Regions from separate parts of the Homo sapiens genome. Here all the other regions are linked to region 1. A link is an interaction called in ENCODE POLR2A ChIA-PET data of the cell type or tissue named here. Cell type or tissue: OCI-LY7. All regions are shown on one strand. Links, peaks and the distances in the headings refer to the core of each region. The heading gives the core; the rest is flanking DNA.

What was found. Peaks named below come from ENCODE experiments on the same cell type or tissue, not always from the same donor. Only the 100,000 strongest peaks of a DNase experiment are listed, where the experiment ranks them.
Region 2: POLR2A ChIA-PET joins it to region 1 with 5 read pairs; 6 of 35 experiments call an interaction of 5 or more read pairs at or near these places.
Region 3: POLR2A ChIA-PET joins it to region 1 with 6 read pairs; 4 of 35 experiments call an interaction of 5 or more read pairs at or near these places.

What each region holds. Positions count from the first base shown.
Region 1 is chr9:124,964,606-124,967,651 of GRCh38, reverse strand. The region is part of intron 17 of SCAI (suppressor of cancer cell invasion); the gene reads left to right. Among named protein-coding and RNA genes, the nearest start is that of GOLGA1, 25 kb to the right of the region's middle. In OCI-LY7, for the core only: no CTCF peak of the experiment used is centred there; a DNase peak (open chromatin) is centred at 1,651; H3K27ac peaks cover 1,680 bases.
Region 2 is chr9:125,113,079-125,116,124 of GRCh38, reverse strand. All of the region lies in intron 2 of SCAI (suppressor of cancer cell invasion), which reads left to right. Among named protein-coding and RNA genes, the nearest start is that of SCAI, 29 kb to the left of the region's middle. In OCI-LY7, for the core only: no CTCF peak of the experiment used is centred there; no DNase peak of the experiment used is centred there.
Region 3 is chr9:125,029,265-125,032,310 of GRCh38, reverse strand. SCAI (suppressor of cancer cell invasion) reads left to right here. Exons shown (of 18, transcript NM_001144877.3): 4 at 2,572-2,667. Among named protein-coding and RNA genes, the nearest start is that of GOLGA1, 90 kb to the right of the region's middle. In OCI-LY7, for the core only: no CTCF peak of the experiment used is centred there; no DNase peak of the experiment used is centred there.

The sequences.
Region 1 (3,046 bases), core at 286-2,785:
ATTTTTTCATTTTAAGGGTTAGTATGGAATCAGCTGCTACAAGAATGCAAAAAACTTCCAATGACAAGAAAGGAGGAAAAAAAAGCCATTTTCATGAGCTGAGTGATGTAGCATAATAAACAAAATCATGGAGCTGAGGAGGTGCTTTGTAAACGTGAAGGGGCATAAAAAGGAAAGAGATACTTGTGTCAATAAAGAGAGCCTGGTCCTAGACGTAGTTCAGCCACAAAGTAGTTGTGCCTTTGTGGACAAGTTTCCCAAACTCCCTGAGCCTCTGCTTTCCCATCTGTTAAATGAGGGGATAGAATATGGTTGATTTCCAGCATTCAGTGGTCCTGTCAAGCAGCCTAACAGGCTAGCTCTAATTCCCATTGGGTAGATGAGGGGATGACAAAGAACAATTTGTGAGCTATATAGGAAACATTGTTATTGGTGTTGCCCTATCAGGATTTCAGTTGAATTCATGTTAAAATTACAGCCGTCCTTTATTGTACACTTATTGGGTTAAGCCTATTATACCATATTACCTCATTTTAATTTTTACTGACCTGCACTTTATACATGAAGCAACAAGGCTCCAGGACATTAAAACTCACACAAAGTTATGCTCATGTTATATTATTTTCTTACTTAAAGAAGGATTTATTAGTGACAAGTTTGTATTAATATGTAGCAAAGGCTTTTCCAATGGGTGAATAAAAACACATTCCATTATAGTAAAAAAAAAAAAAAAAAGTCAAGCTGGGAGAAGTGGCATATACCTATAGTCCCAGCTACTCAGGAGGCTGAGGCAGGAGGACTGCTTGAAGCCAGGAATTGGAGATCAGCCTGGGCAACATAGGAAGATCCTATCTCTTAGAAAAAAAAAACTCTTAATAATGAAACAGTATAAACAGAAGCTAAGTAAAATATTTTCTTTCTCCTGAAATAAAATTATTTTTTGAGTCTGATGGAAGTGTTTAAGTGCAGTAGGTCAGTGCCAGTGAGAAAAAAAATAAAATCATACAAAAAAAGAAATATTGAATAAATTAAGAAAAAGGTATATCATGAATACATAAAATATATGTAGACACTAGTCTATTTTATCATTTACTACTATAAGATATATACAAATCTATTATGAATGATTAAAATTTATGCACACACTTACAGACCATATATGGTACCATTCACAGTCCAGAGAAGTGTAAACAAAAGTAATGATGCAATATTAAATCATAACTGTCCTTGTGATAGTTTGCTGAGAATGATGGTTTCCAGCTTCATCCATGTCCCTACAAAGGACATGAACTCATCATTTTTTATGGAAGGACAAAAAACCAAACACCGCATGTTCTCACTCATAGGTGGGAATTGAACAATGAGAGCACATGGACACAGGAAGGGGAACATCACACACCGGGGCCTGTTGTGGGGTCGGGGGAGGGGGGAGGGATAGCATTAGGAGATATACCTAATGTAAATGACAAGTTAATGGGTGCAGCACACCAACATGGCACATGTATACATATGTAACAAACCTGCACGTGTGCACATGTACCCTAGAACTTAAAGTATAATTTTAAAAAATCATAACTGCATAAAATCACTGTAGTGCCTACTGTACTACTGTAATAATTTGGTAGCCACATCCTGTTGCTCTGGCAGTAAGCTCAAGTGTTGCAAGTACTGCTTAGAATGCCTGTCATTTCCGTGAGCAGTTTGTCTCTCCAGTAAATTGTGTATTGTAATAAAAAATGATCTCTAGTGGTTCTCACATATTTTTTATTGTGTTTAGTGCAGTACTGTAGTAAACCTTGCATAACACCATGGGATCCATATGAAGTGATGCTTCAAGTGCTCCCAAGAAGCAATGAAAAGTCATGACATTACAAGAAAAAGTTGAATTGCTTGATATGTACCATAGATCAAGGTTTGCCATTGTGGTTGCCTGCCATTTCAAGATAAATTAATCCAGTAAGGAGTGTTGTAAAAAAAGAAAAGAAAATTTGTGAAGCCATCACTGTAGCTACGTTAGCAGGCATGAAAACCTTACACTTTTTGTGAAATACCTTTTTATCTCATAATGAAAATGTAGCGTTTATGTAGGTGCAAGGTTGCTATAAGACATACTTACAGGCCGGGCACAGTAGCTCACGCCTGTAATCCCAGCACTTTGGGAGGCCACAGAGGGTGGATCACCTTAGGTCAAGATTTCAAGACCAGCCTGACCAATATGGTGAAACCCTCGTCTCTACTAAAAATATAAAAATTAGCTGGGCGTCGTGGCGTGAGCCTGTAGTCTCAGCTACTCGGGAGGCTGAGACAGGAGAACTGCTTGAAACCAGAAGGCGGAGGTTGCAGTGAGCTGAGATCACACCACTGGACTCCAGCCTGGGCGACAGAGCAAGACTCCATTCCCCCCCGACATACACACAAAAAAAAGACATATATTATGATTTGAGAAAAAGCAAACTCATTATATAACAAAGCAAAAGGAAAGTGAAGGATCTACAGCTAGAGAATTAAATTCTGGCAAGAAAGGGTTTGATAATTTTCGAAAGAGCTTTGGCTTTAAAAATGTTAAGATAACACGAGAAGCAGCTTCTGCCAACCAAGAGGCAGCAGACAAGTTCCCAGAAAGTACCTTTTCTGGAAAAAAAAAAAAAACCTGCCACAAAAGACATTTATTAGTAAGGAAGAGAAGTGAACACCAGGATTTAAACAGGAAGGGATAGACAACTCTGTTATTTTGTGCAAATGCACTTGGGTTTATGATCAGGAGAGTCTTTATCTATAAAGCTGCTAATGCACCTTGACAGAAAAGATAAACACCAGCTGCCAGTACAACAAGAAGGTCTGGACAACAGGAACTTTCTTCCAGATTAGTTTCGTTGATGCTGTGTCCTTGAAATCAGGAAGTACCTTGCCAGTAAGGGACTACCTTTTAAAGTTTTTTTGATATTTGGCAATGCCGTGGCTGTCCAGAACCCCATTAATTCTATACTGAAGGTATCAAAGTGGCCTACTTGCCCCAGAACACAATGTCAGCCTCTAGATGGGGGGT
Region 2 (3,046 bases), core at 152-2,651, 150 kb before region 1:
CAACCTCCGCCTCCCAGGTTCAAGCGATTCTCCTGCCTCAGCCTCCTGAGTAGACAGGCATGTGCCACCATGCTCGGCTAATTGTTTTTTCTGATAGAGATGGGATTTCACGATGTTGGCCAGGCTGGTCTCGAACTCCTGACCTCAGGTTATCCGCCCACCTTGGTCTCCCAAAATGCTGGGATTACAGGCGTGAGGCACTGTGCCTGGCCCAACATATGTGTACTTTAAAGAAGAATTACAAATAAATGTCTTTGTTCTCACTGGTCAACTTAAAAAATAGTGTACTGTCAATACCTTGAAATTCCCTCATATTCCTCTTTTCTATGGCATTTGCCTCCTTCCCTCTCCTATTGGAAGAATAAATTATTTTTATTCATTTGCATTTTTTTCATAATTTTACAACATGAATATAACTATATTATTTAAGTGACTGGATATGACTATAACTGTAAATTGATTTTTTAGTTTCAGATTTGTTAAATTTTATATTCATGAAATGATACTGTATGTATTCTTTAGTTTGCTTTATTCATTCAACATTAGGAGTTTGAGATTCATTTGTGTTGATGCATATTGATATACTCCATTTAAACTGTTACATGGTATTCAGTTACATGACTATGTCACTGTTTATTCTATCTGTGGGCAGTTGGTTTGTGTCTAAATAACAAGCAGTGCAACTACAAACATTTAGAAAGTGTACTCTGGTGTACATGTGCTTCAAGAGTTTTTTTTTTTTTTTTTTTTTTTTGAGGAGAGTCTCGCTCTGTCACCCAGGCTGGAGTGCAATGGCGCGATCTGGGCTCACTGCAAGCTCCGCCTCCCGAGTTCATGTCATTCTCCTGCCTCAGCCTCCCGAGTAGCTGGGACTACAGGTGCCCACCACCACGCCCGGCTAATTTTTTGTATTTTTAGTAGAGACGGGGTTTCATCGTGTTAGCCAGGATGGTCTCAATCTCCTGACCTCGTGATCCGCCCACCTCGGCCTCCTGAAGTGCTGGGATTACAGGCATGAACCACCGCGCCCGGCTGCTTCAAGAGTTTCTTTAGGCCAGGTGCAGAAGCTCAGGCCTGTAATCCCAGCTCTTTGGGAAGCTGAGGTGGACAGATCACCTGAGGTCAGGAGTTCGAGACCAGCCTGGCCATCATGGCAAAACCCGGTCTCTACTAAACATATAAAAATTAGCTGGGCATGGTGTGCATGCCTGTAATCCCAGCTACTTGGGAGGCTGAGGAAGGAGAATTGCTTGAACCTGGGAGATGGAGGTTGCAGTGAGCTGAGATCATGCCACTGTGCTCCAGCCTGGGCAACAGAGCAAGACTCCCTCTCAAAAAAAAAAAAAAAAAAAAAAAGCCGGGTGTGGTGACACGCACCTGTAGCGCCAGCTACTTAGAGGCCAAGGTGAGAGGATCGTTTGAGCCAAGGAGTTCAAGGCTGGTGTGAGCTGTGATCATGCCACTGTGCTACAGCCTGGGCAACAGAGCAAGACCCTATCTCTGGGGGAATAAAAAAAAAGGTCCTTCAGGTTATATAGCTAAAGAAATTCTAGGTCATATAAAATGGGCATTTGTCAACTAAATATGGACAGTTGTTTTCTGAAATGGTTGTACCAGTTTATGCTCCCATCAGGTACTTCAGTGAGAATTCCAGTTTCTTTCCTTGCCAGCACTTGGTATTTTAAAAATTTAGCCATTATACTAGATGTATAATTTTTTTTTAAGGAAAAAACTTTATTTCATTCTTCAATAACTGTAATTACTAGTGGAGTGTATGTTGGGTATTGTACAACTTCTCAAACCTTAGAATCATTATACACCATCAGCTCTTTTCCTGTACCATACAATTTTCACATAGCATTTATTTTTTATGCCAGCGACTACTAACAACCAGCTTCACCAAGATGTGACATTATTGAAAGGAATGTTGAGTGACCTTATGTTAAAGTTGAATTAGCTAGAACTTGTAGTTTGCATAGTATCCGACAGATGTCACCGTATTTACCTTGAAAATTTAAAATATTTTGCAGCATCCTTGTGAATTTGATGTGATACCCCAAGGCACCTGAGCACACAGTTTGGGAACCATTGCCTTGGAATATTAATCATAGTTACCTCCAGAGAGTGAAATTTTGGATAATTAAAAAAATTTCTTTTTTCTTGAGATGGAGTTTTGGTCTTGTTGCCCAGGCTAGAGTGCAATGGCGTGATCTCGGCTCACCGCAGACTCCGCCTCCCGCTTTCAAGCTATTCTCCCGCCTCATCCTCCCAAGTAGCTGGGATTACAGGCATGCACCACCACGCCCGGCTAATTTTGTATTTTTAGTAGAGACGGGGTTTCTCCATGTTGGTCAGGCTGGTCTCGAATTCCCGACCTCAGGTGATCAGCCCGCCTTGGCCTCCCAAAGTGCTGGGATTACAGGTGTGAGCCACTGTGCCCAGCCAAAAAAAAAAAAAAAAATCTTTATACTTTCTGGATTTTCCACTTTTATAATGATCATATAACACAAGAGGTGTTATGATTATATATTTTATGCATTATGATTATATATATTGCATTTACTTTTTAAAATTTTTAACTGAAATTCATAATTTTTTCTACTTTCTTTAGTCTTTACCTAATATCCTTTTTCTGTTGCACCCAGGATACCACATTACAGTTAGTCATCGCATTTCCTCAGGGTCCTCTTGCCAGTTACAGTTTCTCAGACCTCTCTTATATTTGATGACTTTGAAAATTTTGAGGGGCATTGGTCAAATATTTTGTAGAATGTCTCAACTGGGATTTGTGTGATGTTTTTCTCATGATTAGATTGGATTTTTAGGGAGGAAAATCACAGGTAAAATGCATTTCTCATCACATTGTATCAAGGGTACATGCTGTTCTGCATGACTTATTTCTGTTGACTGTAAACTTGATTACCTGGCTAAGATAGGGCTTGTCAAATTTCTTCATTGTTAAGTTACTACTTTATTCACGCTTTTCATACTGTACTCTTTGGAAGGAAGTCATTGCACAGTGCACACTTAAAGAGTGAAGGTTGTG
Region 3 (3,046 bases), core at 152-2,651, 65 kb before region 1:
CTGAGGCAGGAGAATCACTTGAACCCGGGAGGTGGAGGTTGCAGTGAGCCGAGATCGCGCCACTGCACTCCAGCCTGGTGACAGATAGAGACTCCATCTCAAAAAAAAAAAAAAATATATATATATATATATATATATATTCATTTTACTATTAAACATTTGAGTGTTTTCTCTGTTCTAAATATTTCTATAGGCATTTTAGTTATAGGGATCAATATAAATATAGCCTGTACTTCTTTTCTTAATTGAAAATAGTGCTAATGGTGGTCATAGGGGTACTGATTGAGACAGAGTTGAACTAGCACAACAAAGGTAGACAGATAAACTTAGAGAAAGGAGTAGGGGGCCCAGAAACAAGAACATGTATTTTATCTGGCAACCCTAAATAGAAGAGACTGGCTCTAAATTGATAAGCTGTGAATCTGCTGATGGTACCTAGGGGTCATTGTACTGTTCTCTCTACTTTTGTGTATGTTTGAAATTTTCCATCATAAAAAAATTAAAAGATACAACTTAAAAAATAGAGATACCTTTCACAAAAACAATGAAAATATGAGACCTTACAGTAATGTGAACCAGGAAATATAGGACCTTTATGGAAAGAGTTATAAATGTATTTAATGACAATGTTTGTACCATAAATGGAAAGAAATGCTATTGACAAAATTAGAAAAAATACGAATTCCCCAAATTGATCTCTAGATTTATTCATTTACCACTAAATTCAATGAATTTATTGCTCCTTTATTTTTTTAAAAAAGTGGCCGGGCGTGGTGGCTTATGCCTGTAATCCCAGCACTTTGGTAGGCTGAGGCAGGTGGATCAGGAGATCAGGAGATCGAGACCACAGTGAAACCCTGTCTCTACTAAAAATACAAAAAATTAGCCGGGCGTGGTGGCAGGCACCTGTAGCCCCAGTTACTTGGGAGGCTGAGGCAGGAGAATGGCATGAACCTGGGAGGAGGAGCTTGCAGTGAGCCAAGATCACGCCACTGCACTCCAGCCTGGGCGGCAAGAGCGCGACTCCATCTCAAAAAAAAAAAAAAGTGACCTCAATAGTACAAATCTTGTGAAATGTAGTTGACTCTTTATAATTTGATTCAAGTTAGCTCCATGTACCTGTAGCCATACCCTAAATTCTTTGAGACACGACTGTCTTCTAGACTTTGTTAGAGATACCTTGAGTTTATAAGGTTTCTACAAGACAGCCAAATTCTTAAATTCCTTTCCCAAATCTGTTTTGTCCCACTGAAAAAAGGTACTTGGGGCCATCTCCATCTATTCACAGACTTTAATGAAGAAGTTTTGCCCTCGAAGATGAGGCTGAATTTTAATTGGCATTTATGGATAGCATTTCTCAATTATATATTTTACAGTTATGCATTAGTAATTGTTGTATCTTTCAATCTTGTAAGTTCTTGAATTTGTGGATTTTCTCTTTTTCTTTTCAACTCCGCTTGCAGCTAATTCTTTTCTGAGTTCATCTTTTTCTCATTGTATTTTAAGTGTAGCTAATAGCATCCAGGGCTAGCAACATACTGTTTCCCAACCTCTTTGTATAAATCAACAAGTTCATTAATCGTATTATCTGCTTTCTCAGTTTTCTCAGGCAAATGCAGTGTTACCATTGCATTATATAGGTCATCATTGTTTCCAGCCTTCAGTAACAGTTACTTGCTACTCAGTCGCAATTGCAGGTGTCACATATGTTACATGTTTGTTATGGCAATAACGTACTCCTATTACCAGTTTCTGGACTAGCTTTTCCGAAGTAAGGCTGCTGTAACAACCCTCAAATTGTAGTGCCTTCCTACAGTAAAGATGTGTTTCTAGCTCCCATGTTAGCTACAAGTTGTCTGTGGTTTTGGGGCACTGTTAAATGTGTCTTACTCAGTGTTCCAGGCTGAAGAACAGCCCTATCTTTGTCTTAGGTCAGAGGGAAAATTGAAAATGCTGAAACACTCAGTGCTCTTAATTTTCTCCTAAGATATGATATAAATAACTTACAATTATATTTCATTGGCCAAAGGAAGTTAATACGGCCAGGCCCAATGTTTGTATGGTAGGGAGTATTTGCCTCTCAAAGACTGTACTATAAGTCACCAGGTTCAAGGACAGGGATGTATATTTATCTTATAGGGAGAGGATAGAATAGTGCAGAACAGTAATACCATCTACATATCGATTTCTAGGTATATTTTCTAAAGCAGTGTTTTTCAAACATTCAGCTGAGTTCTTAGCTGAAGATAAACATTTGGAAGTTGTCAGTATATAAGTGAGTGTGAATAAGATCACCGAGGGAGAGGGAAGAGAGGACCAGAAACCTCATGGGAGAAGCATCTGCAAAGAACACTAAGAACGACCTGTCAGAGAAGTAGGGAGGAGAATAGGAAAAGAGCATGTCCTGGACCCTAGTTATAGAATTATTTCTGCTCCAAAAAGTGTAACTTTTTTAAAAAAGAAAGCCTGAATGCAAGCATTTTTCATCTGTCTGGTTTGTACCATCACAAGACATAATTTCCAAATAGAATAAGAAGTTTAATATTAATACATACTCATTTACTATTACAGAGATTTGCCACAATATGGACAGAAGCAGTGGCAGTCCTATTTTGGAAGAACTTTTGATGTTTACACCAAACTCTGGAAGTTCCAGCAGCAGCATCGGTAAATGAATTTTATAGTTAAAGGAGAGTGAAGGCCTGTTTTGTATTAGTCACAGTTTTTATCTTCACTACTTCAGTGCTTTTTGTCTTGGTGCTTTTTCTTTTTTTTCACCAACAAAGCAAAGGTAAATCTTGGTGCTTTTAAAATAACATATTTCATCTTTATAACCCAAATGAAAACAAATTTATTTCTTTCCTATTTATTTAAGATCTTAAAATGTATGGCCAGGCATGGTGGCTCATGCCTGTAATCCCAGCACTTTGGGAGGCCAAGGTGGGAGGATTGCTTGAGCTCAGGAGTTTGAGACCAGCCTTGGCAGCATGGCTAAACCCTATCTCTACAAAATACACAAAAATTAGCCAGGTGTGGTGGTGCTCAG